Linked DNA regions of Mus musculus: regions 1, 2, 3, 4, 5 and 6 are each linked to region 7. Evidence: chromatin loops called from intact Hi-C (ENCODE). Cell type or tissue: left cerebral cortex. All regions are shown on one strand. Region 1 has its middle 390 kb from the start of Mir6352. Region 2 has its middle 310 kb from the start of Mir6352. Region 3 has its middle 10 kb from the start of Gm32622. Region 4 holds the start of Gm33083 (a long non-coding RNA gene). Region 5 has its middle 390 kb from the start of Mir6352. Region 6 has its middle 5.4 kb from the start of Mir6343. Region 7 holds the start of Epha4 (Eph receptor A4).

Region 1 (4,000 bases), 420 kb before region 7:
TCACTGTGATGGGACTCTGGCCAAAGGCAGACAGGGTGAGGGCATGAGGTGTAAGGGTTACTGGGATGAAGGCAGAGATGCTGTAGCTGTACAAAGAGGAGTACAAAGATAACAGACGCCACAAAGAAAAGGGGAATAGGAGTTCAGGAACACTGAATGAAAGTTTCTCCAGAGGCCATATTCTTAATCTGAGTTGTCAAATATTCTTCAAGAAAACTTCTGGATAGGTTCTTCAGTGTTTTATCATGACTTGGATATATTATTTTTATAATCAGGAAAAGCACAAACACTTCCCCCCTGTGCTTTTGGGATGTGAGGTGCTAGCCACTCAACCTCTCTGCTCCTGCTCCCTGGTGCCCCTCAACCTTTCCAAAGGTCTTTCAAGTATTTCAAGATCAGAGCACACACATTTAAAACAATCAATCAAACAAACAAACAAACAAACAGTAAAAACATTTATTTACTCTTTCTCCAGGTCATTCTGCATGACCACTATTATATTTGTACAATGAAAATGTGAGCATATTCAGGAGTGTATCTAACTATGTGAGATAAGCACTCACCTTTCCCATGGTTCATTTGAGCAAGAAAATGTTTCAAAATCCTTTACACACTTCATGTCTGTCAAAAAAAAACAAAAACAAAAACAAAAACAAAAACAAAAAACACCTTTCTGTTCTCCACAGGTGTTTATGGACTCGTACTGATCAAATAGTTCCTGGGCAGATCAAAGTTTTCTGACTAACCAATAAAGAGCATGTTTTTTTAGCTTAAAAAATAAAATAAAATTTAGACTAGCAAGCTGTCTTGTATTGATAGCTATTCAATGTAAATCTGAGAATTCGTTGGACACTGTTGTGAGGTATTTAAACAACCTAGCAGCAAGCAAGGAAATAATGTAATCCATCTTGCAAAATAAAAGCCTTGTTACCATGATTAAAGCCATAAACCACTAATCCAGGAGATGTGCACTTACGAAGAGGTACAGATTACATAAAGGCATGCACGTCTTTCTGTGTTTTATTCCTGTCTTGCATTTGGCTCATCTTTAAATAATTTGATAAACATAACAATATCAATGGCTAAACATAATTTTATAAACAATGAAGAAAATAAACCAGGTTGTATTAAATATTAATAGGCCATATGCTGCTTTAAAATTATACATAAAAGGGGTTTTTTTAAATATACAAATATACAATTGGATAAAAAGTGCAGATTTAATTCAACTGGGATTTGGAGGCACTGCAGCTTTAAATAAACATCTGGATTTTCTCTGAACTAAATGCATTAGTTGGTTTTTAAACCACATACAATGAATATATTTAAATAATTTTTAGGAATATGGAAAACAGAAGGATCTTATAGAAAGACAATTAGAAAGAAATGAGACTGGTTTTTCTTGTGTGTTCTATATGCCAACTCTGAAAGCAATTAAATAAAAGATTTTTCAAAATATTTTTAGCATCCATGAAAACATATGGACGACAGGGTTCACATTTCATGTATTCTCTATCTCCCCCTACCCCTAAAAAAAGCCTCCTGGTCTTAGGGTCTTAGGTCTTAGGAAACTGAGTCAAACCCTCGCGACTGCTAGGGGCTGCAAACGCCTCATCTGTAACGATAAGAATAGTCTCTGTCCCATAGATTTATAAAGATTCAAAGAGAATGAACTTGAAAAGTTGGCATCAAGTCTTCCTCACTCCAAGTTCATGGTCCCTTCTGGCTGCTCTCATTATCGTTTTATTATTATCATGATTGCTTACCAGGAATTTACTGGGCTTGTTAAAAAGCCAGTCTTTCACTTACTGTCAAGCCTCGTCTGATCCTACTCTTAAATCCAGTCGGGATAATGCATGATGGGTAAACAGACCATTTGGACAACTTGCAAACAATTCTCAATGCTGTAACTGTTGTGGATAACGAGTTAGGGAGAGAGCAAAGATCCAGAAAGCACGGGAAGAGAGGTGTTCCTAAATTCAGAATGAATTAGGAAAAGCTGTGCCGTGGGTGGTGAGACTTCACAATGTTAGTGTGGTGTATAGATAATGCAAGGGTTACTCTGCCCGGCATCTTGGATGTTTTCCCTCGTTTACAAAGACTAGAACAAGAAATAGTACAATTGGTTTGTTGCTGATGCCCACGCGCACCCGCTAAGCACTTAGAACAGCCTGCGAGAGCCTCCGAATCCTTCCTGGCTGAGCTGGTTTTGAGATCCTTAGGGATTAAGCACTCATTGACAGCTAAGCCTGGGAAATGTCTTGAGGGTTACATTTGGTACCAGTTCTTGTTAATAAATGTTAAAATACTTCTCTAGAAAATTGAATACAAATCTTGAGCAGACCAAAATCCAATTCTAAGAACGGCGTTCAAGTTGGGGAGGATTTCTGTCTGTTTTAGTGGACGACGCATAGGTCGCATTCACTGCAAAGCACATTTAAATATAAAGGCTCCAGGGATCCTTCAGTACTTCCCTATGTGAATTTTCAGTAGGGGAAAAAAAATGGGCCTTTCATGAAAAACAGTCTCAAACTACTCCCTTCCACTTGGAATTCATAATTATGCTTAATCTGCTGCTCCTCCTGGCTTGCTTACAGGTCCTGTTGGCAGGTAGTGAATGCAAGATCATTTTAATGGGGAGGGTCCCCTGGGAGTGGAGCAAAAGTTTTGAACATTTACTGGATCACAGTGGAGGAAGGCCAGCTGTTGTGGGCGGTGAACTCCCCATAGAAGCAGGGGTGCGCATGCGTGGCTTCAAATCCACAACCTGGGAAAGACAGGCTAAGTGTGCAAAAGATGGCCCAGTGTGGGAATGGGGAGACAGCCAAGCACCCCACGATCATGTGCTGGCCTGCAACAAAGCCAGACGGGAAAGCCTGGTGAGACTGAGCCTGCACCCAGCAAGGGGCATACTCCTGGGTCGGCTTTCCTTTTGTGCCCCAAGGGGCAGGTGCTAATGAGACGGAGCAGTGGGAGATGGGACAGGTTTGGCCCCAGCAAAAGGCTCATTCAGAGTTGCCCTGTCTCTGCCACCCACTCAGGATCCGCCAAGGCAGCTTAAGTTACCATCCTCATAGCATACCTAAGGATATGGTTACTCACAGACCCTCCTAGAAGTGAAAGAGGCATTTCTCAGTGCGTGCGTGGTGTGTGTGTGTGTGTGTGTGTGTGTGTGTGTGTGTGTGTTCCGTGTTTTGCTGTATTTCGTTGCCTCCGTGTATTCTTTATATTTAAACTAGATTCAAAAGGAAAGCATGCTACCAACTCAAAAGGCAGTTCTTCGTTTTCATCGGAATCATTCTCTCATTTGTTCTTTCATAGCACTGACTTTTGTATTTGAATAAATATGCTTGAGTATTTGCGGCATCAGGTCCTAATGCACCCGTGCCCTTTTAAAGGCTGAAGCGGCTGCAGATGAAATCCCTTTAGCTATTTTGCAGAAAGACACTCATCCGCAAGCTGACAGCTCTGTGCACATACTTCAGACAGTGCCTTGTGTTTTCTCTTGGAAAAAGAATTTACCAACAAAACACATTAATTTATACTTTTGATTTCCATAGTCCCTTAAACCTATACACGGTGTGTGTATCTAAGTGTGTGTGTGTGTGTGTGTGTGTGTGTGTGTGTGTGTGTGTGTGTGTACAAGCACATGGAAGCGAGCATAACATTCATAATGAACTCCTCTTGTTTTGAGGAATCCCCCCCCACCCCAAATTACACCGTGCTCCAGTGAGTGCTTAAGCATTTGCTGTGGGTTGTGAGACCTGAGGCAGCGCTTAGGTGCACAGCCTGGAGACTAACTTATGTACAGGTCTGGTAGTCTTCAAGTGAGAAGGAAATGTCTGGAATCATTCGCGTGGGTCCCCTAGCATCTTTAAATTCTACAGAGACCCACACTGGATCAATATGCAATTTAAATAACAAAGAAAAGGAAAGATCCTGATCATAGGAACTTGTCTTAAATCACCCTGAGAAACTTCCTGAAAAAAACATACAGGAA
Region 2 (4,000 bases), 330 kb before region 7:
AGAAGAGGGCGTTTGTTCGGGTGTGGAGTAGATTTTTGTGGTGAGCGTAAGCAGGTCTTTAATTTTACCACATACACAGGAAATTTTCTTTTAATTGAGGTTTTGCTCATAAATTCCTGTTTTGTGTGTGCTTGTGTGGTCTTTCATATGCATCCAAGGCTAGGAGGTTGGGAGATTTCCTAAGTTCCTTTTGTGTAATTCAAACTTCAGAGGAAGGTTCGCCAGGGAAAGACTAAACAGCCATGGATGTTCTTTCCAGCTCTGCCACCCATGAGTTTGTTCCTGACTTTATTCCTGCAAAAAAAAAAAAAAATCATCGACCTGTAGTAACAGAATGGCAGGAGGCAGCTCCAATCTTCTCTGTAGTCACCATGTCTCCTTCAGTCCTGTGCTTAGGCTGGATGATATGAAGGTACAACTACACACAGCCACAAACTGCACACAACAGCAAACAGGACATGTCTTCTTCATTGGGAGTGGCCACCATGGCTCAAAGAATATCTGTCACAATAATTGGGGTTTTTTTTTCCATGCACACATGACGAATGAAGTTTGGATATGAGCTCTGTTTAGCAAGAGATCCTATCTTATTTAAGTAGATGGCCATTAAGGAAGCCACTTCACATCAACTTTGGGCCTCTGTATGCATGTGCAGACACGTACATGGATGCCCATAGAGATACACATGTGATCATGGACATGTAACCATGCATACATGCACAAGTGCATCTCACATATACATACACTTGTAGAAAATAAGTAAAAGAGGAATTGGGACCCAGAGGTGTATATGATCACCAGCTGGACCATCCATGCAGTGCTTTTTAGCAAAAGCACTAAACATGTGCGTGGCTATGCAAAACACCATAATTTCAATTCTGAGCTGTTATACTGAATCAAGATACCTTGTAGGGAGCTCAAGGTGAGAAGATTTAGAACAAGCTTGCTTGTAAGACTCCTTCAAATCATAGGAAACAGTCTACTCTCGGGTTTGAAAACTGACCCATTCCTGGGTCTATTTTTCCATCTTCCCTATGACTTAGCAAGGTTCAAGGGAAATTTCTGAGCTCGATTGCAGTTATTTTCCTCCCTTGCCCCAGCGTACCAAGATGCTATCTGAACTTTTGTAGTAATGGATCATTTTTGCTACGTGCTTTACCCTGTCCCATCCAAGCCTGAGACCCGATTGGAAAGCACGTGATCCAAGTCGGGGACAGTAATAGCGGGAGGAAAACTGAGAAGGCACATCTAGAGCTCAAGGAAGAGTCTGCAAGATGGTGATTGTCAAGTTCAGGCTCCAGAGAACAGTACTGAATGCATTGCTTGAGCATACGAGTTAAGAAGCAATCAGAATCAAATATGTGGTCCAGCTTTCGGGCTGGATGTTCACAGCTGATGTTTCTTGGTGCTCAGCATTTTCTGGAAAGTCATCTTGCACTCTGAATGTATTAGTTCATTTAAGCCTCAATATCAGTAAGTCCTGGGACACACAGATATTAGGTAACATGCTCAAGGTCAGACATTACTAGATATATCAAAGCTGGAATTTGAACCTAGAAAACTAGGTTTAGCGCTTCTGCATTTTATCCCTGCCTTGGCAGTCTCATGGGACAGTCAGGCAAGCAGATGGTTGAAACTCAGACAGACAGAAGTCTACAGCACTGTCCTGCAGAACTTCCTGTAATGACAGAAGTAGCCTTTAGGGGCACTACCCAATGCCAGTGCTTCTTCAACATCACTTTCAAACACATGAGATTTGGTAGTGGAATTAAGTAGATGAGTTATGAGGAAGGGTGACACTGTTACATTTTTACTTAATTCTCATTAATTCAGGTTTACACTTTCATAGTCATATGTAGCTAATCGCTATGGGCACAAATGGATAGGCAGCTTAGAGGCCCAAGAACAGACCTCAGTAAGAACTACTGGAATATAGGCAGTAGACCTCAAAAGAAAGGCAAATATTTGCCAAGCCAAAGCCATATCTCTGATCAAACACATCTCCCGTTTAAACCTTCTCCGCTGCTTTCAAGGAGAAAACACAAATCGCTTCCTGCCCTCCTCAGCCACTTCACGAAGCATGCTCAGTTTCAGAGCAGCACCATCCTCTGCAGGGTGGGTACCAGGCCTACCTCCACTGCCCTCTGCCTCAGCATGTCCCTGATGCCTCTGCATACAAAACTACAGTTTGTTTCTCTTGCCAGGACAACATTTGCTCATAAATTTGCCTACCCAGCTTTCCTTATCCTGTCCAACTTAGCTTTTGAGGGGCAAGGTCAAAGTCATGTCCTCAAAGAAATCTGCATGCGTTTGACAGGCTCATCATCCACGGTGCCTACATTGGAATCTTTCGCACACCTTCTATCTTCATATGCCATAGAGCTTGTTTCCAACTCTCCCCTAAGAATGCATCCTTCCTAGAGACCACTATGTTTTCATGCCTACATTCTCAGCTTCTAATCTGTCAGTTACTTGGCCCACAGTAGGTGCTCTGGAAATGTTTGCTGAATGCATAGCTGGAAGTCGGCCTGCAATGAGCAAGCAGGACAGGTGCTTAAAGGGGAACAGAAAGAGTTCTTAACTTATGCGTTCTTGCTTCCTGGACCACTCCTAGGAGACTGAAGGTCACAGAAAGACACATTGTTGAGAGGATCAGAGGCTCCTGACAGGCACAGTCTGATATTTATTTCCTTTATACCTCATTTCATATTTAGATAACACCTTGCTGATATTATCTCCCTAATCTTTCCATTAGGGAAGTGAGAAGGGAAGAGAGAAATGACTTGTTCAAGGTTATAAAAGGCAGAGCCGGCAGGAAAAAATGCGTTAACAGACCCCAACTAATCCCAGGTCCTGTGTGCATAGGATTTAGGATGTGCCATATTAGCACTTTAAAACTAACTTTCTAGAAAGTAATTATGAGTTGGCTCTGTGCCTTGGCTTTTGTACCTGGGATGTCCGACAGGCTATGCATGCCTGCAGCGTTGTGGAGACTAGTATACAATACAAGTAGGGGATCCAGTAGTTGGCAGATAAAGAGATAGTAGTGGGAAGTGGGATGGGGGTCCACTGAGATCAGAGGAGGCAGCGTGGGGAGAGGGGCAGGCAGAAGGTAGAGGCCCAGCTGTAATACCCTGGCAGCAAGCAACATGATGACACCAAAGACAAAGAGGAAAACCAGCAAAATGAGAAGAGCCAAGATGGTCAGCCTTCCTTGTCTGGTTGGCTAGATTCACACATGTCGGGCTTGTCTGTGAGGGTATTTCCCCAAGAGATTTAAGTGGGGGGTTTAAGATCCATGTGGCTGGCATGATCCCAAGAACTAGGATCTTGAGCTAAACCAGGAAATGAAATAGGAAGCAAGAGACCCAGCATCCACTTTTCTTCTCCTCCCTAAATGAAAGCATGAGATGAGCTGTTACTTCACATCCCCTCCTCCGAGAGTTCCCTGCCATGGACTGAATTCCCTCAAACCATGAGCCCAGATCAATGCTCCCTGACAAAGTTGTCTTTGTCAGGTATCTGATCACAGAAAGAAGAAAAGTTAATTCCTATTTTTAACTTTTATATCAAAATGGACAAACACTAAAAAAAAAAATTACAATGGTAGATGTTCCATTAAATACTTAAAGAGTTAAGTATTTAGCATACATTATTTTAGTTTTCCCTAAAAGTCAAAAAGGCAAATTTGAGCGTTATGTCCATTTGAGGTTGAGAGAAACTGGGAGATTTCACAGCTGCAGTGCCTGGCAGTGTAACACAGTTTGCTAGTAGCAGCTTTCTGCTTTGTCCCACAAATCCACTGAGAAACTCTGCTGCCCAGAGTCACTCACCGTTCTAGGTTGCATCAAGGCAGATGCTCCTCTTTAGAAAGATTACCACCCTCCTGGCCACACCCATATTCTTTAGGAAGATCTAACTGGTTCAGCAAGATATTTCAGTAATTGATTTGTATATCTCAGTCCGCAAGAGTCACACACACACAACACCACACACACAC
Region 3 (4,000 bases), 1.6 Mb before region 7:
ATGTCTCATCTACCTGGCAGCCTCTGTATGTGTTGCATCAAGGAATGATGGGAGGTGAGGCTTTACCTGAGTCATGCTGATTGCTGGGCTGAGGGCAAGGATGTGTAAGGATGTGCGACCCTTATACTTTCTTTTGGGTATTTCCCATTGTCATTACATTGTCCCCTGGTCCTCAGCTTCCTCTGGAATGTTTGATTCATAATTGTAGCTTGAAGCCTTTGCTGATGTCCTGACCTGCACTCAACCCCCTCAGACCTAAATCCAAGTGCCCCCCAACCCCAACCAGTTGAATGTCTGTCTGCTTCAATGAGGAAAGCTGCCAGGAACTGGCACATAAACCAATGTCTTGTCTTGACCCTAGCTCAAGCCTAGAATGATTAGCAAAAGATCATTAGAAATGGCTGCTTGTTCTCTGCAACATTTAGCATCATAGCCATGGCTTCCTTCCTGATGTAGAAAAGAAATGGAAATGAAACAACACTGTAGTTTTTCAGATGACTTCTTAGCTCTCCCATATAAACCCAGAAGCTCCAGGCTAGAATCCATAAAAGCAAAGAAACGCAGTGCAGGTTACAGGGGCTTCTGGGGTGTGTATCTCCTAATCTGATAATATTTCTAGCCGAATCTACTTCCATTTCTCACCTCTTAACTGACTTTTCAGCTTCTACCCCTACAATTCTTATTTCCCTCAGAAGCAACTCTGATCCTTTTAAGTTGTGAGTCTGAGTGTGTCAACCTTCTGCTCAGTGTCTGGGCCTCTAGTGGCTTCCCATTGTTCTTCTGAGAAGAGCTGAAGTCTTGACAGTGGTCTCTGATGACTGAGGGCAGGGGCTGGACAGCGACTATTTTGGCCTTTGCCGGCCTGGTGTCTGTGTGCTCATCTGCTGTAGCATGAGCAAAGCCATGGAGGATAAGGTAAGGCACAGCACGGCTATAACCCGGCACATTACCACAAAGGGCACGGGGTTGGATCTGGTCCATGCCTGGCAAGCTCCTGTCCCTTTTAGAGATTTGGCCTTAGATACCTCTCAACCCTCTTGCCTTCTGCTCTCGTGCTATGCTTCAGGCCCATGGGCCCCTGCAAATTCGTCACGCTCTCACTTGGGCCTTGAAACTGGCTGGGTTCAATCTAGAATATTCTTCCCCTACAACTTTGAGTGACACATTTTCTTATTTTCTTTGTTTCTGTTTGTGGATCTTTATCGAGAGCTCTCCCCACTCCCTAATCACTTCATCTGAAATAGCAAAACTTACTTTTGGCACGCCATCCTCTTTACCCTGCTTTCTTCTGCTTGGAGACTGTTGCTACCACCTGACATCACCACTCATGGAATGAATAAATGATTCTTTCGGGGAAAATATTACCAGGTGCCTCCTTCATGCCAAGCAGGGAGCCGAAATTCCAATAGAGAACAAAACATAGGCTTTGTTATCGTTGTACACGAGTGGAGCTTAAATAAACATAAACATGGGAGCCAGAGAGAAGTGCTCTGAGTAAAATTAGGCTGGCCAAGGGGGCAGGTTGTGGGGTTCTTTCTCTTCGTTTGCCTTCTGCCTGGCTTCATCTGAGTTAGAGAAAGCCGTCAATCCCTCCTCCCTTTGCTGCATAGTTAGAATCTAAGAAAAACTCAGTGCCGACAGGGGGCGCCACAGCTCTGCAAAGAGGTGAGAGCCAGACCCAGGCTGTCAGGCTTCTGAAAAGGGCAGGAAGGGAGCTGAAGGCTGCAGCCTAGGGACTGGGAAGTTGGAAGTTATGGGATGTAACAGGATCTGAACACTACAGCAGCCTCACCGCAAGTGTTTTCCATGGAGCGCTGCCTAAGCTACGGGGCCTTGCAGAACAATGCGCTTTTAAGTTAGATGCTTAATAAATCAGCCAGGCATGCATTATTATGCCGCAATAGAGCCCTTGTTGTGTCTTAATGCTCAATTAGCCAGTGCAGAATCTGGGTCGGGCTTTCTATCATCTTGGATGTGTGGCGGGAACTGGCCCAGGTCTCATTGCTCTACCCGGGAGTGGATGCTTTTGTATCTTAGCAAAGCCAGGCACTAAGGTTGAAGGGAAGTCACAGATTGGGAGAACTAGACCTTGACACCGACCTTCCTCAAAGTGGTTCAACTCCAGTTGATATAGATGGGAAAAAAATCAGTTCACAGAGAAGTTACTTGGCCCAAATCTTAAGATGAGTGAGATTCAAAGCCTCCTTTCTGATTACTGATTCTGGGTCATATATTAGCTTTCATCAGGCACATTTTCAGGACACCAACGATGCCTTTCCTATGCCTGTGACAGGTGCCATAGACAGTAACGCCTTCCCACTGTCTGATTCTAAGTTAACCACTAGCCAGAAGAAGCCTCATTTATTTGAACACAAATGGATAATCAATTAAGAAAGAGCCAAACAAAGAAACCCCGATTTTTATATTTTATGGACATCCCAAGGGTGAGGGTCCAGTGTCCCCATGGTACCAGATTAAAGACAAGAGTAAAACCTTACCCTTGTTGAACCCTGCCTGCTGCCTCCTGGGTGTTCCGGCATTCTCTGGAGTGGAGACAGGTAGGCACGGCAGCTGCAGAGCATCATAGCTTGAGGGTCTGCTTTCTGCCTTTTACATGTGATTTACATACATGGGCACAGTGCATGCTCCGTAGTCTCTTCTAGCTCATTCCCTCCTCAGAGGGTCAGAGTTGTGCTGAAGTCCCCCAAGACTGCAATTCCTGTTAGGTCTCCATAGTAAGAATGTGTTGACTTTAGTCCTAGTCTATTGACTGTCTGCAAGGCTGTTTACTAGTGCCAGGGGACGCAACCCATGTGACTGGAGAGACCCTGTGGCCCCTGTCAGGCACCCACATCAGTATTTGAAGTGGAACAGTCCTAGATAAGAAACACTAATCAAAACCATAATAAGACACTGCTACTCACCTGCAAGTAGGTTGGCTAAAATGATAAAAGTCTAACAATATTAACATTGGGCAAAGATGTGGGTCAAGTAAACTCATATGGAGTTGGTAAGAGTGTAGGTTGGCATGGTCACCAAAGAGGATCATTGCACAGGAGTATTTAGAGATAAATGCACCCACCTGCACAGTATTCAAGTTTTTATACTCCAAAGTCTTTCTTCAAGGGAAGCCCGTGCATTTGTTCAGCAAGATAAATGTTCCAGATTATTACTTCAGAATAGTAAAAATATTGGAAACTACCCAGGAGGATAAACAAACTATCCAAACGTGCGTGCAAACTGGATGTGCTCTTGCGGTGGACAATGAAAAAGAAAGACTGTAGTACGTATTGAATGACAGAGATAAACGTACAGATGCAACCTGAGGCAAGGGGGAGCTGACACGAGAATCTATACTATAGTGCTCTATATACATAAGAACAAGGACAGACAAGCTAGTCTGTAGTGATACAAACCAGACTCTGTTTACCCCCACAGAGGAGACTGGGTCAGGAAGGGACATGCAGGAGCCTGCTGGGGAGGCAGGAATGCCCTATTGATATGTGACGTCCAGCGAGTCTTCTAAAGTTTGGACACTTACAGTCTATTTGTCAGACCTACATGAAATCAAAGGAGAGCGAGGGGCTTGGGAGAGGAAATCTGCGGAGCCTTCTGGTACTATACCCTACCTCGGGCTTCCAGGACTTAGCCTCTGTTTTCAAACCCCTAACGAACACCACCTTGCAGTGTGGATGATGCTGTTTGGTGCCCAGACATCAGTTCTAGTACTTCCCCTGTCAGCTTAATGTTTCAACATGCCCCAAGCCTGTCGCCTGTCTCTGCTATTTGAATAATATATTCAGGTGTGTCCAGCTTCACACTAAGCTGAGGCTGACAGAATTTTGTCCATGGCCTTCAACCCAGTATGTCATACTTGTGAGAAGATGGTAGTGAGGTTCTTACTGCCTCTCCCTTCCCGCAACTCTCCAGCGCTGCCATACAGTTTTGAGGGGCACCTGGAGAGTGCATAGCGCAGCGGTTCTCAACCTGTGGGTCTTGA
Region 4 (4,000 bases), 380 kb after region 7:
GTAATAGTAGCTCGATGGTAATATCATTTCACACAAAGGGTAGGACTTCGTCTCCTGTGCTTCTATCCCCACCTCAATGGGAACCTGGAAGTATGATATGTCCAAATATATCAGTGAACACAGAAAAAAAAAACAACATATTTTCCTAATCAGGGTAAAATTTCTTAGCAATGTCATTGTCAAAGTTCAGGATCCTAGGAAAAAGGAGAATGCTATTACCTAGCATTTCCATGTAACTTTATATTTGTCATGTTAAAAATAAAAATGCAAATTGCTAAAGAAGGAAGACAAAGAGGTAAAGCGATGTGCCTGACATATATACCTGTAAGAATTGTTTAACTTGAAAAAAGTAAAAGATTTTAATAATGTAAAAAAATACTCGAACGGCTGGAATCACAGAGCCAATGAAGCGGTTACTTCTCCATCAGTTTGTTAAGTTGCTTGGCTGATAGATGAAGCAAAAAGACCAGGACTCTGACTATATAGATTGTGATGTTTGTAAGAAGGGACTATGTCAGACCATTATTTTAAAATATACTCACCTAAATTAAAAGCCTTCTAAGCTTTTATTTGGTACTAGATTCCAAGACTGGATACTATATATCTTTGTTCTTTATAGTTACTGAAGTGCCCAACCATGATGAAAGGCTTCCTTTATTTTTAATCTACTATTTCCATAATGAGAGCAATGGATAATTGACTCAATAAGGTCAGAAAATAAATAAATCAAACACTTGGTTCATGTGTTTCTAAAGGAATACAACAAACAAACTCTTGGTCAAACAACACTATCAGTTTTTCCTTGCCTTGTTCATTCATGTCTTTGCTTAAAGCAAAAGGCTCAGCCAGCTACAGTTTTCTGCTTTTCATAAAAGGCATTACATGTTATGTAAGAATGTGTTAAGAACTGAATTAAAAGCAGATTAATACATTTGTGAATTGAATAAAATGGGTACAGATATTTCTGTATCACTCGGGAGAGAGAAGGTTCTTCCTGTTTTACTGAATTATTTTCCTTTTTAATTGCCACAGATACCTGTATTCTGACAGCACCAATGAGTGTCGTACTGAAGTCCCCATACATTCATGAATTAAAAAAAAAAAAATGGTCCAAGAGAAAGACCTGGGTTTTCGTCCTGTGATGCTGCCAAAGATTCATTGTTGTGTGACCATAGTGATCCATTTGATCATGATTCTGCTTTGCACCAGCCAAGCGATGGCCTCATAGTCGAAACTTCTAACCTGTCATTTCTCCTAATGACTAAAATCTCCACAAATCCCATCTCTCCCCATCTCCAAAGAGGCAAACTATCCCTCTTCTTTGTCTGTTTTTGTGAATCATGTGTCAGCATTTCTTACATTAACTCACTATAATGCATATAATTTTGTTAGAGACTGACTAAAACATAAAATCAAATCAATTAAGAATGTATGATATTCTACTGTAGGAAACAGCATCTTCTAAGAACTAACGTCTTTAGATTACCATAAATAAATCATTGAGGATACTTGTGCATAGATCTTTAACCATATCTCTCATTTTTCTCTAGGTTAGAACTCAGAAAAAATGTTTCTATCAGATCAAGGGGTGATAAAAATCATACTTACATAATTATAATTTCTCATCTTCCAAGAAGTTAAACACCCACCGCATATGGCCATTGCCTTGTGCATTGCTCCTATAAAATAGCTATTTACATCCTCTGCCTATTTTTCAGTTGCCTTAAGTTTTTGCCGTCTCATTAAATTGCATGTATAATTCGTAATTTAAAAAGTGGTTTGGAGAAAGGCAGTTAACAAATGTGTCATCAGCATCATTTACTTATTTCTGTAAACCTTCCCACTGAAAGCCCTTCTTAAAGCATCTAAAATTTTCCATTAATGTGCTGGGTAGAGAATCAGACAAGACGCCTCAATTACCCAAAGGCAGTGTTGGGCTGCCACCTAGTATTTATGTGTGGAACTGCCCGAATTATGCATTGAGTGCGTTCTCATATTTATGACATATGGAATTCTGTAATCATAAGAATGTCACCTTATGTACCAAAGCATTGACATAAGCTCAAAGCTAATATCAATGAATGCAAGAGCCAAGGTTCCCACCCACTCACAGCAAGGTATGTTGTATATAGCCTCCACACTTAACACTTGTTCACCTTGACTGAATAACAGAATGATAGACTGAGCACCAAGAAAGCCTGGGTCCTTATGAACTTACCTCCATGTGCCCAGGACTTGGTTTCTGTAATCTAAGGAGTCACAAAGAGACACTGTCCTGTCACTCATGCCCGGCCCCTTGCCCCAGATGATGCATGGCAATGGCGCACTGCATTTTGTCCTGGGACCACCATACTTGTGTCAGGCCAATGGGTTTTCCTCCTAGCGCTGTACCTTCTTGTCACTTTTCTCTCCTTCACACATGAAGATGCAATCCTTCCCTTGGTGGAAAGGCTTGGCCACCAACCCTCAAAACTGTGGTCCGACAGAGAACCTTGGTGGAAGAAGGGTTGCAGAGTGGTGGACACTGATGACAGTGACAATTGCCAGTGTCCCCTCATCACACAGCATCTGCCCATACGAACAAGGACTACTCCCAGTACCTCCTCATCCTCCCAGTGTTTCCCCAGGCCCTTCTGGCTCTTATATGACCTTCCTTATAAATTTCCCCCAAATTCAGCCCATTGTTGCTCACCTTTTTCCATATCTTGCCCTAAATTGAATTACATATATACTCCTTTAAGACTCTTGGTGCTTTTGACAGAATTTCTTTAGCCTAATATAATCCCACATGAGGTAAAAACAAAAACTTCTTCCCTTTCTGTTAGACATTGATCCTGCTTGTCCTTTCCTTCCTATCAACAGGGGATCATTCAGGAGTGATAGGATTATGACAGTCCTATTTCTTTGATCCTTCATAGTCTAAGTCTACATCTTCTCTGCTATGCTCTACGAGTATCTTTTTTTGTATATGCCCTGACTGGACAGTGTGTTGGTAAGCTGAGTCTATGTAACAGACAAGTCTCATCTTGAGCATGAGCCTCACTGATGAAGTCCTGACACCCACTTGGGTACTCTAGACCCCTCAGTGTGATCCAGAGCTGCCTCTTAATGCTTCCTTACTACCCTGTCCCACCAGGAAGCCTGTGCTCTGCCTATCCTTTTATCTGGGTCCTCAGAACTTGTTCTGTAAAGCCACACCTACTGGGCAAGGTGAAGAAGGGTATGCATGCCATCTGAGGTTTGGGATTTTTTTTCCTAATGCAAATCTTACAGCCCATTTCATACATTAGATCAGAATCTGTCTTAATAAGATCCTGGGAAATTCACACGTGCTTGAAAGTTGGGAAATACTGAATGCAAACCTGCTCCACATTCTCTGCCATTGCACCTATTCATTCCCTTAAATACAATTTGCAATCTAAATTGGTTTTGTTTATTTTCTCTTTTTCTTTGTATTGCTCCTTTGTCACGCTGGAGAGTGAGCATTGGGGCAGCCAAGATCTTGGCATACAGTGTCATGTTTCTCAGGAGGCACCCAGTCACTCTGTCATTGCTTATTGCATTGAGTTCTGAATCCATTTCCTCTTGTTCCTCTTTGGTGTGACACAGCCCCCATCCATCTTGCATTCGCTCCTTTCTGGATCTTGTTCATTCATCAAATGACAATTTTTTAAAACAACAACTTTTTCTTAGTGTTTCAATCACACTGCATCTCTCTGCCTTCCAGGAAGCTATAGGATCTACTCAGACAACTAATCACAGTATCACTTCAAAGATCCCCCCACTTGGGGAGAGCATGAATGCAAACTCCCACTACCATAAGTTATTCAGTCATGTTTCTCACATTTGAGAAAGTTTCAGGGGTCAGCACATCTGGATTGCAATGGATAAGCCTTGCCCTGGGAAAATCATCTTCTTGATCATGTTATCTCCTCTGCCAGGTAAGGTTTCATTTGTCTATCTATGTATCTATGCATCTATCTTTCTATCTATGTATCTA
Region 5 (4,000 bases), 410 kb before region 7:
TAGCTCTCAACTGTTGCTGGAGATGCCATGGCATGTGTATTTCCAAGCCTGTCTGACTTCCTACAAGAAGGGACTTATAGTTGGAGCAGGAATTTGTTGAATACTTTATCCTTAGCCTAGGCACACAGTTGATGGTTAATTGATTTTTATGAAATAAATAAAGAGCTTACCAGAAATAGTAAAAATGACAATAGAAAACACTCATAAATAAAACTTTGGATGTAATTGGTCTTTAGACCAGTGAACAGCAGCAGTCAGTCAACTTTTTCTTGATAGACGGTTTGTGATGAAAATATGTGGACATTGTCCATAATCAATATTTTCTAGCTTAGACAATGCCTTACTCAGCAAAGCAACTTTTAAATCTACCATAGACTTCTCGACTCATGAGTTATAAATGTATGAATTGTGCTCACAGGTGTCCTATGAGAGCTCACTGTTCCCAGAAGCACATTCACAATTTACCTCAAATGAAGAAACCTTTGCTAGCCTGTTGCCACAGACCCACTCTGGTCAGCAGTAGCATCCCACACTGGTCAGCCTGACCTTGGCTAAGAACTGGCCACAGGTGGTCAACCATTCCATGGTTTCCATCAAGGTACCAACCTCACTCAGCATGTCCCTGGCATTCTGTAAGGTTTGTTCTTTTGCCTCCATAATTTGTAATAGACAGAGACAGTTAAAGTGGAAAGCATAGCAACGGCAGAACTGCCTCAGAAGGTAAATAAAAAGGACTGCTTTGTCTACTCTATTCTCTTTCGGAAACATCCCCTGCATCAGTGAAAAAAAAAGATGAAACATCTGTGCTTGTTATTCTAAGTCCTCGCTTCTAGGAAAGGCAACGGGGCTTAATCCCAGAGACCTGTTCCTTTACCTCTTTCCTGCCCCTCCATTCATTTCATAAGAAAAATGTTTGCCAAGCTCTCATATGCTATTATGCTCATAGTCAAGATGATACACTGTTACCCTAGGAACCAAAGTGTCATGCAGGGGGGAAGATGATTTTAGAACCCCGCAGACTTGCTTTCTAACCATAGTTTTACTATTGTGCATGACTTAACAAGTGACCTTGGTTAAGTGATGTAATCTCACTGGCCTTTCAATTCCTCTGAGGCTTTAACTTCTGTCTCAGTAGGATTTGGAGAAGATTAAAAGAGGAAACAGATGTTTGCCACCTAGCATGGAGTCTGACACAAAGTCAATGTCCATTGATTAGACTATGCCCATTGTGTTAGCCTGGACTATACAAGGCATATGATAAATATTTACAGAACAGAGGAGCAATCAAATCCCTGCAAAATGTGAAGGGCCAATGCTTTCCTCTTGCTACGAAGTCCCAACCCACCCCATCTCCTAACTCCCATTAAGAATCCCAGCAAGGATTTACCAGTATGATTGAATTAAAATCACATTATGCTTCCTCAGTTGATAATGAGCATTATCCAAAGGATTATAGAGATGAATATTTACAGAAAGAATAAAAGAAAAACAAATACATAAGAAGAAACTGGATAATAGAACTTTATTTGGTTCTGCTAGCCAATATCTCATACCAGTTGGAAAACCTAACTTCCTAGCAGGTGGCTTTTCCAGGAAAAAAAAAGCAATATTAATAAAATTTAATTGACAATATAATCAAGTGAAATTCCAATTAATATATACATTAAGGCCCATCTATCACTTTATTTTATTCTAAGTTGTTTGATACTTTAAGAAAATGTCTTAAAACTGAACATGTATGCCAACCTGGCAGTCACTCCTCCCTGCCCTATTGTTTATGGTGGAGACTTATGGTCAAGCCCCCAATCCTACATTCTCTCCTTTAGTATAGACATAGATGGAATACATTTCCCACCTTCCCTTGGAGTTGGGTATAGCCATCAATCAAGGGTTAGTCAATAGAGAAGAGAAATATAGTCTCTCTCACTTTGAGGTGTGGTCTCCTGACACCTCATATTCTAGCTTTTCTTGCCTTGGGCTTCAGAAATGGAGACAACCTCAAAGTGGCTCTAGAACCTTTTATCTGAAAATGGCTGCACATTTTTAATACTCAATCCTTGGATGACCTCAAGAACCATCAATTCCACCAACATGTTTATGTGCCTTACAGTGTGTGTGTGTATAAACTAAACTGCTTTTGTCCTGAGTCCTGATGCAGACGATGGCCCATCTGTGACAAAAATTACCCAGCTCTTCCAACATACTGCTGAGAAGCAGTCTTTCTGTACCAATCATCCCACACAGAAGTGAAAGGATGGAGGACTCAACCAACATCACTGTGAACGTTCAACAGATGCAGAATTCCTAAATTATCTTTCCTAAAATTCCCTACTCGAATTTCTACCAGTCTTTGCTTTCTCACATCCTGTGGTTTCTCGGTGTGCCTTGTACTGAACAACTACTTTAGCTAGCATGGACAAAAATAATACTCATTCATTCATTTGTTTCTGCATTTCCATCATCAGTGTGAAAAAGAGCAAGTGCTTAAATATCCTTGTATGTAGCACATGCCAAGAACCCACATATTCTTCACACCATAGGAAAAATTGCAGCAGGGCAGAGCCAGTGCTAGTTACTCCTGAATACCTAGCATGCAAACGTATCCAGGGAAGGCATTGAGTAACTGTCAAGTTCCTTGTGAATAAAGACCCTGAGAGTCATGGGAAGTACATTCTATACTAATAGCATATATGGTGCCTAAAATGTGTGCAGCTATTCTGTGGGCTGCTCAAAGAATGGGATTAATAGGAAAGAAACAAAAGAAATAGCCTCTTCTCTCAGTAATGAGCTCTGGGGAAGGCACAGCACAGCAGGAGGACTGAGCTGGACTTTGTAACCACAGCAAAGGGCAAGTACTGAACTAGGAAGCCCATGTGCCTCCGGTTCTGGGCCTAGTGCCCTTGCACACACCACTCCTTCTGCTACAGTTCTTAAAGGCTATTTTAAGATTCAGCAGCCTTTAAGCCTTTTTTTTTTAAGAAGCTTCCCTAAGCCTTTTTTGTTACACAAAGAAAAAGCTGTTTCTCCTAAAATAAAGAGTTGCTGAAAGCCAGAAGCTTCTGATTTAACAGAAAAAAAAAAAAAAAACTCCAAACTCATCGATTTTAATCAACACTAAAGTGGGAGATCTCAGAGTCTTAGATTCGGTGCATTTCTTAACATCCAGTGTTTTAGAGAATATTTAATTAAATCAGCCAACCTGGAAAAAATATGCAAGGAGAAAAATACACAGAAATGTTTTGAGGCTTACATAGAGAATCCTTTTGTTCATTGCAAAAGCTGAAGGTCCATGGGCTTAGAAGCCAAGAAAAAAAAAAAAAGTTCATTCATCTTTAACTCTATGCATGGATATACTGCGCATATTTTTTACCTGGTCATGTTAATTCATAACTGTCAATCAACTGTTAAAAACCTTAATTATGTATGATGACATACAATGTCACTGTTTGCCACTTAAATAAAATCTTCATTCTAAGTTCGGATACCCTGCTCACTGCGTGTCCAGAGTTGTATAATTGTTATAAAAGTGATACACATACATTATGCACAAAATTCAGGAGAAACAATGAATTAAGCAACATCAATTATTGGTAAGGGAATTTAGATTCATTTTCCAGTTTTATCAACCTTTCTGGAAGGTTTCATAATGTGTTTTCTACAATAGAAATTTTCTGTGATAGCATTTAGAACTTCTGAAATATTCTGGGTTTTGTACAAGAGCACGACATTCATAGCTAGAAGGCCATCTGTTCAACTTCATGGCCTCATGCAAACACCACCACACTTCCAGTATGTTTTTAAAAGCAAACGTGATTTTGTATAACCTGTTTACATGTAAATATATTATTTTCAAATTTTTGCTCAAGGAATTCCAATTATTTATTGAATACCACACATAAAATGGATTTTTTAAAAATATATTTAGGTTGCAAAATAAGGGCTAGGGATGGGTCGCATGATGGAGCACTCTCTGCTTTGTACATGGCTCTGTGTTTGATCC
Region 6 (4,000 bases), 1.0 Mb before region 7:
TCATGAGGACAATCTAACTTTCTCAACTTCCCAAATCAAATGGCGTCTTACTTAAAACACCTTCACAGAAACACTTAGCATAAATGGGCACCCAGGAGTCATCAAATTTACCCCTATTCCTTCTATAGCAGTTCAATAAAGTCTTAGAATTTTCCAGGACAGGGTTAGATTTGTCTCATATTCCTGTCATAGCTCAGATGTTTGTCATTGGTTTGGGGTTTTATTTATTCATCGAAAATTCTATACATGCGTCGTGGTTATACCCAGCCCCAATTACAACCAGTCACTTCCTCTAGGAACCTCAACAGACCTCCCACCCATTGATGTTCTCTCCTTTTTTGGGTCCAGGAGCCACTTGCTTCTCTATGTGGCCACTCAGGTATCTCTTCCCCTCCACATTATTCTGCCTCTGGTACCAGATAACATTCCATTCATAGATATAACCATGCTGTGCTAAAACTAGATATGTAACCATCGGCTCAAGCTCAAATTCTCCAGAGGACTAAACATAGCCTCAGATCTTGTTTTTCATAGCATTTCTCATGGCTGGCCTAATGCCTGGACTATCATAGGTGCTCAGTAAATATTTGTTGAATAATCCTTGCAGCTTTAGGGAAGCAAAAGAAACAAGCATTTCTAGTGAGCAAACTGGGGTTCTACTCACAAGCAATTATGTCATTCCTTAAGTGTAGACTTCCCAGAAGGCACCATGCTTGCCATTCATTCCCTAGAGAGGGAATCTGAGGACAACCAGCAGGAGCACCCTGGCGAAGTTGAATCACTGTGGATGGTGCCTAGGGAGAGAGGCAATCTTTGAAGCACCCAGGCGGTAACCTTTATTTAATTGGCAAGATGGAAATCAATGGCACATATGGCACTAACAATTTTAGATTTTGGATTAGTTTGCAATGATTTCTGCTGATCAAAATAAAAAATATTCAATTAATCTTCAAACCATTTGTGTGTGTGTGTGTGTGTGTGTGTGTGTGTGTGTGTAGGAAAAATGTCAATGCATTTGTTACACTCTTAAAAGAAAATTGGATATTGAAATCTGTGTGAAGGAGAAAAACAGAAGACCTCTAAAGTGGCATATACAGTTATCTAAAAGGATGTGTATATTCAATAAAACCTCTACCTCTGTTTTGGAGCCAAGAAGAGGTAAGTACTGGTTAACAGATTTTTCTTCTTATTATTTCTTTAGCTTTTAGCTTTTAAAACTAACACACAAAATATTGATGTGCTTTGTAGTATTTTTAAAACTAATATATATATATATATATATATATATATACTCATCTTTCTGTCTTCCTCCCTCCCTCCTCCTCTTCCTCCTCTTCCTCCACTGCTGCTGCTGCTGCTGCTGCTGCTGCTGCTGCTGCTGCTGCTTCTTCTTCTTCTTCTTCTTCTTCTTCTTCTTCTTCTTCTTCTTCTTCTTCTTCTTCTTCTTCTTCTTCTTCCTTTCTCTCTCTCTCTCTCTCTTTCTTTCTTTCTTTCTTTCTTTCTTTCTCTCTTCCTTTCTTCCTTTTCTCTCTTTCTCCCCACCCTCCTCTCTTTATTTTTACATCCTGACTACAGTTTCCCTTCCCTCCTTTCCCCCTAGTTCCTCCCCTCTACCCTCATCCACTCCTCCTCAATTTCTTTTCAGGAAAGAGCAGGCCTGCAATGGATATTAAGCAACAATGGGTTATCAACTTGCAATAAGACTAGGCACCTCTCCTAGTACTGAGGCTTGGAATAGGAGGAAATCAGACAAAAGTTAGAGTTAGAGACAGCCCCTGATCCTACTGTTAAGAGTACCACAAGAAGACAAAGCTACTCAATTGTAACATATATGTAAAGGGCCTATGTCAGTCCTACACAGTTTCCCTGGTTGTTGGTTCAGTCTCTGGGAGCCTCTGTAAACTCAGGTTGGTTGATTCTGTGGGTTTTCTTATGGTGTCCTTGACCCCTCTGACTCCTACAATCCTTCTTCCTCTCTTTGGCAGAATTCTCCTAGCTCCTTTAATGTTTGGCTGTGGTTATCTGTGTCTGTTTCCATCAGTTGCTGGGTGAAACCTCTCTGCTGGCAATTAGACTAGGCACCAATCTATGAGTATAGCAGAATATCATTAGAAATCAGTTTCTATCCTAGCTCTCTGGGTTATTCAGCCTCTAAATGGCCTCTCGAGGTGGATACCAACCCAGTCACAAACCTTTGGGTCTGTAATACTTTGAATCAGAAATGTCCTCTGTAGTATCAGGCATTTGAATCTTTGCCTCCAGTTGGTGGCACTGTTTAGAGAGCTTTAGGTGGTGCAATCTTGATGGAGGAAATACATCTCTGGGAACAGGTTTTGAGAAAAGCATTTTGCCTGCTTCTAGTTGTCTTTCTCTGCTTTATTTTTGAAGCATAGGATCCATTTCTCTATTTCTTGGCATCCATTTCTCCTTCTGTGCTTGGGCAATTGTTACCATAGCTACCAGTCATGATGAACTCTTATCCTTCTGGATCCATAAGACAAAATAAAACTTTTCTTCTGTATGTTGCCTTTTCCATGGTATTTTATCACAGCAACAGAAAGGTAACTAATACAGATGGAAAAATCAGGAAGTTGATAAAATTTTCTTCTTTGTGGACTAAAATAATTGTCTCAATAATTACCTACTTCATTTGAAGATTGGTTCTGGGAAGAAAACATAACTTTATGTGTGTTAAACAGAAAAGAATTTATTCCAAGGCATAAGTGACTTAGACAACTGTTGGGAATGCTAGAGATATGGATGTCAAGAGCCAGCATTAGGGTATGGGGGAAGTAGCCTAGTGATAAAAGCCATGATGTTATCACAAAGGATTCAGCTGTCACCACCCCACTCCTGACACTAGAAGTTGGTGATGCAATATGAGAATATGTCTCTGATCATTCACATTGATACGACTTCACTCGACAGTAGGACTGCAACTTGCTGAGGGGCTTATATGATGCCCACAGGGCAGATCCAACCTAGAGCCTTTGTGTATTTCCTAATTCAAAATAAAGTTTTAATTTACTGCTGACACAAAGTAAGAAAACTACCTTCCATTTTTATATCTTTTTTAACTGTGTAATTTTTTATTAGATATTATCTTTATTTACATTTCAAATATAAGTCCCTTTCCTAGTTTCCCTTCTGAAAATCCCCTACCTGCTCCCACATCTGCCTGCTCACCAACCCTCCCACTTCCACTTCCTGGCCCTGCATTCCCCTATACTGGGGCATAGAACATTTGCAGAACAAATCTCCTCCCATTGATGACCTATTAGGCCATCCTCTGATACATATGCAGCTAAAGCCATGAGTCCCACCATGTGCTTTTTTTGATTAGAGGTTTAGTCCCAGGGAGCTCTGGGGGTACTGGTTAGTTCGTATTGTTGTTCTTCCTATGGGGGTGCAAACCCCTTCAGCTCATTTGATACTTTCTCTATGTCCTCCATTGGGGACCCTGTGCTCCACCCAATGGATGGCTGTGAGCATCCATTTCTGTATTTGTCAGGCACTGAAAGAGCCTCTCAGGAAACAGCTATATCAGGCTCCTGTCAGCAAGCTCTTGTTGGCATCTGCAATACTGTCTGGATTTGGTGATTGTTTATGGAATGGATCCTCAGGTGGGACAGTCTCTGGATGGTCCTTCCTTCAGTCGCTGCTTTACACTTTGTCTCTGTATCTCCTTCCATGGGTATTTTGTTCCCCCTTCTAAAAAGGATCAAAATATCGACACTTTGGTTTTCCTTCTTCTTGAGTTTCATCTGTTTTGCAAATTGTACCTTGGGTATTCTGCGCTTCTGGGATAATATCCACTTATCAGTAAGTGCATGTCATGTGTGTTCTTTTGTTACCTCACTCAGGATGATATCCTCCAGATACATCCATTTGCCAAAGAATTTCATAAATTCATTGTTTTTAATAGCTGAGTAGTACTCCATTGTGTAAATGTACCACATTTTCTCAATCCATTCCTGTGTTGAGGGACATCTGGGTTCTT
Region 7 (4,000 bases):
TTACCTTCATTCGCGGGGTATACCCTAGAACCGGTGACAGCGTCGCAAATTCCAAAGAGAAACGAAAAGAGGATGAAATAGAAAATCCCAGCCATGGTTCGCCGGTGCCAACGCTGCTCCTGCCGCTTCTATCCCAGTGGAATAAATGCTTAAGTTAGGAGTGCAGCAGTCTGAAGACATTGCCAAGAGGGTGGGACCGGCCCGTGACGTACACCCGCCAGTCCAGAGCTCGTGACCAATAGCAGTGCAGAACCAGCGCCACGTCCCCACCCCCACGGTGCAGAGCCCACCCCCGAGGTCCCGCCCCCTCCAGCCTCCGCAGGGCTCAAGGTCTCCCGAGGCTGGCTTCCCAGCAGTGATGGGTCTGTGCCCCCACGAGAGGCCCCAGACCTTGTCTCGATCCTTGGGGATCGATCCCTTGGACGGCAGAGGGAACTTCGAGAGACTCCGAAAGGACGGTGGGGAAGGCCAGAAAACGTTGGCATTCCCCGCCCGGCCCCAAGTCCGGAGGTGTGCGAGGGAGAAAAGACTCCTGTTGAGATGAAATAAGTCTGAAGTTGACCTGCACCTTGGCTCTTGCCCCTTGCCGAGGTCGTCGGGTCTCTGTACTGTCCACCCCAGCTAAGGTCGGGCGCTCTCTGCTGCACGCAGCCACCCTCACTGCCAGGTTTTGTGTCTTTATGGCGTTCCTCCGTGGGAAATGCTTTGGGCTGGGGGACTTTCGTAGCTTGATAATTCCTTTCCTTCTTAGTTACCTAGCCAGGGGGACCCAGTCATCTCCCCAGCAGCAGAGCGCGGTCACTTGTCCCCAATCTTCCTAACGTTTGGAAGTGATCCCTGGCCAGGTCCGGGTGTTCACATCGACCGAGCCCACTACGGGACTATGAAGGGAGAAATCACCTCGCGACAGCCCTAGCTACCGGGAACTCACTGTGCTTTCCAGGGAGTGTCCCTGGAACCACTTCTAGCCATTCCTGGACACTTAGGTGTAGAAGGGGAAGGTTGTAAGAATGCGAGCACCTGCTGCACAGAAGGGACAGACAGAGGGTCGCAAGCTGCCTGGAGCAGCTACTGTGGCTCTGAACTCCGAAGTCTCCCCGGTACTGATGGGGACAGTCTCCCAGGGGACCAAAATGAGAGGCTCTACCCGCAGAAACTTGTCCCACAACCCCGCGTTGTTCTGGGTGCCAACCATCGACTTCCCAGGGACGCAGACACCATCCGGTCCTCCGATGCTCAGGCCACCGGGGAAGCCAATTTGAGCGCCAACCGCAGCTCAGCTAGCTACCAAGGGACCCGCCCCAGTTGAAACTGGGTGGCTGGTCCCCAGGCGTTTGAAGGGGTGGGATTCCAAAAGATCCACCTTCCGTGCTCGCCTCAAGCTGCCCCTCCTTTGGCTCCCTCCCGGGCCAGATTTTCCTCCTCCAAGTCTGGGTCTCAGCCTGAGTGGAGTTTGAGTGGAGGCACTTTGCAAACAGCAGGGGCAGAGTATCTACGTGAACCAACCGCGCCACCTGCCGGCCAGATGCGGGAGCGCGCGGACCCGGAGCAAAGCAGAACGGACAAAGACCTCAGCCAGCCAGGCAGGTTGTCCAAGCCCGGCTAGTAATTTATTTACAGATTTGGTCAGGTCCTCCCATACTACGGTACGTAAAGTCCTGTCTCAGCTTCCTCCACCTAGACTACGAAAGAAGAACTCGGAAAACGTTTCATGGAGGAACTTCACATGCAAAGGATTTCATGAGTAGCTTGTCCCCTAAAATGGGAATATGGAGTTAAAAAAATCCAAGCATCACCGCAAGGTGTGGAGCAGGTAGAAATCCGAGCGTGGCTCCAGGCGCTTTCTGGTTGTTGTCATGGAGAACGATCGCGTTTCCCGTCCAGGGCTGGAGAACTGTGCTTGCAAATTCAGACCCGGACTAATCACACCAGCAACTTTTGCAGAAGGCAAGAGTGCGCCGGTGGGCAGTAGCTGAGTCGGTTGTCCAGAGGGACAGCGGCTAAGGCTCCTGGCATTTTGACTCTGCGGTTTGGAAAAACCTATTGGAATGTCACCCACAGGGGAAGTGGATTTCCGTTATTGAAGCTACTGATTTTACATCAGTGAAGCGCGCGGGGGGGAGGGGGGATTATGCACGCAGGAATATAAGTGTGTGCATAAATTATTAAAAATAACCGCGCTAAGTCCCCTTAAGAAAAGTCTCGATTCTTTCATGTGTCTTTCTGGCTTTTACCGAAAATAAATAGATAAAGATCTAGGATCCTATAGTTTGGCACACAGATTGAGAAAGGAAAAGAGCAACCCGGATTCTTGGGAAACATTTTTAAACAATAGGTGCCACTTGTGTCTGGGCAAGCGAGTGAGTACTGTGTATTTTCTATAGTTGAAATAGAAAACTAGCTGCCCATCTCGCTGAAAGCAGCAACATTTCGAAAGCACGCATCCCATCCCATGCGCACACTGAATATTAATCATCTTTTCTGGCTACAGATGCCTGAAAAAGCAGAGCTGAAGCAAGGATACAAACAGTCTTCCCTTGCCTACCTTCCCTTTGCTTCACTTCTCAGGCCTCACCGCAGCCCAGCTTTGAGGAGAACCAAGAAACTAAAGGCTAAGTGAGGGAAAGCCTGTCTTGTAGCCTCCTCAGTGAGATCACTGGGCATCTGTCCAGTGACCCCCAAAGAGAACACTCTCCTGGCCACTGGGATGACATCTAGGCCGAGCAAATACAGTTCTTTTTTGTTTGTTTGTCTGGTTTTGGTTTTGGTGTTTTGAGACAGGGTTTATCTGTGTAGCTCTGGCTGTCCTGGGACTCACTTTGTAGACCAGGCTGGCCTCGAACTCAGAAACCCGCCAGCCTCTGCCACCCGAGTGCTGGGATTAAAGGCATGCGCCACCACGCCCAGCGCAAATACAATTCTTTAGTGCAGAAATGAAAACATAGCGCTGGCCCTGGTGACCATCAATGCAGAACTGCTCTGTGCATTGTATACTCTAAGACCCTGGGGGTTTCTAGTGTTCCCCTCTTTATAACAAGCCAGTGGAGTCACATAAACACAAGATAGCGTTAGAGTTGCAGCTACCACCCAAACCACTTGGCGCTAAAATAAAATACACCTTTAGTCCCAGCACTACAGAGGCAGAGGTGAGTAGATCTCTTGTGAGTTCCAGGGCAGTCGGATCTGAATCGTGATTTCTACCCACGCTCTATAGTATGACCGTGTATCAATACATACAAACATTAAATAAACATAAAGTTAAATGGCTGGATTTCTTTAGGCGAAAGGACCCTACCCATAAGAATTCGTGTATAATTTGGGAATACTGAGAGACATGTTAGAATATTTGTGCTAATAAGCATACTGAGAGGGATAATTTAGATTACCTTTTGTCTTTTTGGTATTTTGCCTACCACAAAGATTTGAACTTACAAATTAGACTGAATGCTCAGTTGAATTAAAGCTAGATTTTAAAATATTTTTAACATTAAAAATGTTAATGCGCGCATGTGTGTGTGTGTGTGTGTGTGTGTATGTTTGTGTGTGTGTGTGTGTGTGTGTGTGTGTGTGTGTGTAAAGCATCTATTTGAAGGTACCCACAGAGACCAGAAAGAAAAAAAAAAGCTTCAGATGTCCTGACAGATTGTGAGCCACCTGACATGTGAGGACCGGGAGGAGGAGGAGGAAGAAGAGGAAGAGGAGGAGGAGGAGGAGGCTGGGAACCAAACTCTGATTCTATGGAAGCACACAGAGGAACTCTGAACCCCTGAGGCATCTCTTCTGTCTCCATATAAACTAATAACTGTAGCTATGCTTGCATGGAGAAATCACTAAGACCTTGAATGTTCTTTTCCACCAAGGACCTGAGCACTCAGACTTTTGGTGCTACAGGAGAAAGGGGAAGGGGCTGACTCCTTTACTTCCTGGAATGAGAAGGGGTGGGGCAATGACCTTGAGTTTCTTCCCTTCTCTCCCGTGGACTGAGGACAGTATGCTTGCC

Evidence for each region. Peaks named below come from ENCODE experiments on the same cell type or tissue, not always from the same donor. Only the 100,000 strongest peaks of a DNase experiment are listed, where the experiment ranks them.
Region 1: a loop joins it to region 7, with 2.8 times the contacts of the local background. A loop is called at or near these places in 4 of 42 quality-filtered maps.
Region 2: a loop joins it to region 7, with 2.3 times the contacts of the local background. A loop is called at or near these places in 5 of 42 quality-filtered maps.
Region 3: it touches region 7 in a loop (11-fold over the local background); 16 of 42 quality-filtered maps call a loop at or near these places.
Region 4: it touches region 7 in a loop (6-fold over the local background); 9 of 42 quality-filtered maps call a loop at or near these places.
Region 5: it touches region 7 in a loop (3-fold over the local background); 3 of 42 quality-filtered maps call a loop at or near these places.
Region 6: a loop joins it to region 7, with 5 times the contacts of the local background. A loop is called at or near these places in 3 of 42 quality-filtered maps.

Annotation. Positions count from the first base shown.
Region 1 is chr1:77,099,875-77,103,874 of GRCm38, forward strand. No RefSeq gene overlaps it. Among named protein-coding and RNA genes, the nearest start is that of Mir6352, 390 kb to the right of the region's middle. In left cerebral cortex, no CTCF peak of the experiment used is centred here; DNase peaks (open chromatin) are centred at 2,108 and 2,856.
Region 2 is chr1:77,182,472-77,186,471 of GRCm38, forward strand. No RefSeq gene overlaps it. Among named protein-coding and RNA genes, the nearest start is that of Mir6352, 310 kb to the right of the region's middle. In left cerebral cortex, a CTCF peak has its summit at 1,713; a DNase peak (open chromatin) is centred at 3,840.
Region 3 is chr1:75,924,280-75,928,279 of GRCm38, forward strand. No RefSeq gene overlaps it. Among named protein-coding and RNA genes, the nearest start is that of Gm32622, 10 kb to the right of the region's middle. In left cerebral cortex, a CTCF peak has its summit at 1,653 (motif pointing right); DNase peaks (open chromatin) are centred at 1,010, 1,302 and 1,642; H3K4me3 peaks cover 210 bases; H3K27ac peaks cover 377 bases.
Region 4 is chr1:77,894,498-77,898,497 of GRCm38, forward strand. It overlaps Gm33083 (a long non-coding RNA gene), which reads right to left and starts at 1,801. Exons shown (of 5, transcript XR_373562.2): 1 at 1,609-1,801. The region is part of intron 3 of Gm33030 (a long non-coding RNA gene); the gene reads left to right. It overlaps Gm26263 (a small nuclear RNA gene), which reads right to left and starts at 3,949; the gene lies at 3,786-3,949. In left cerebral cortex, a CTCF peak has its summit at 1,947; a DNase peak (open chromatin) is centred at 1,920; H3K27ac peaks cover 839 bases.
Region 5 is chr1:77,107,726-77,111,725 of GRCm38, forward strand. No RefSeq gene overlaps it. Among named protein-coding and RNA genes, the nearest start is that of Mir6352, 390 kb to the right of the region's middle. In left cerebral cortex, no CTCF peak of the experiment used is centred here; DNase peaks (open chromatin) are centred at 2,379 and 2,861; H3K27ac peaks cover 1,089 bases.
Region 6 is chr1:76,512,917-76,516,916 of GRCm38, forward strand. No RefSeq gene overlaps it. Among named protein-coding and RNA genes, the nearest start is that of Mir6343, 5.4 kb to the left of the region's middle. In left cerebral cortex, a CTCF peak has its summit at 2,260 (motif pointing right); DNase peaks (open chromatin) are centred at 679 and 2,274.
Region 7 is chr1:77,514,937-77,518,936 of GRCm38, forward strand. Epha4 (Eph receptor A4) reads right to left here and starts at 152. Exons shown (of 18, transcript NM_007936.3): 1 at 5-152. The coding sequence starts at 95. In left cerebral cortex, a CTCF peak has its summit at 1,537 (motif pointing left); DNase peaks (open chromatin) are centred at 198, 489, 1,458 and 1,881; H3K4me3 peaks cover 2,282 bases; H3K27ac peaks cover 1,612 bases.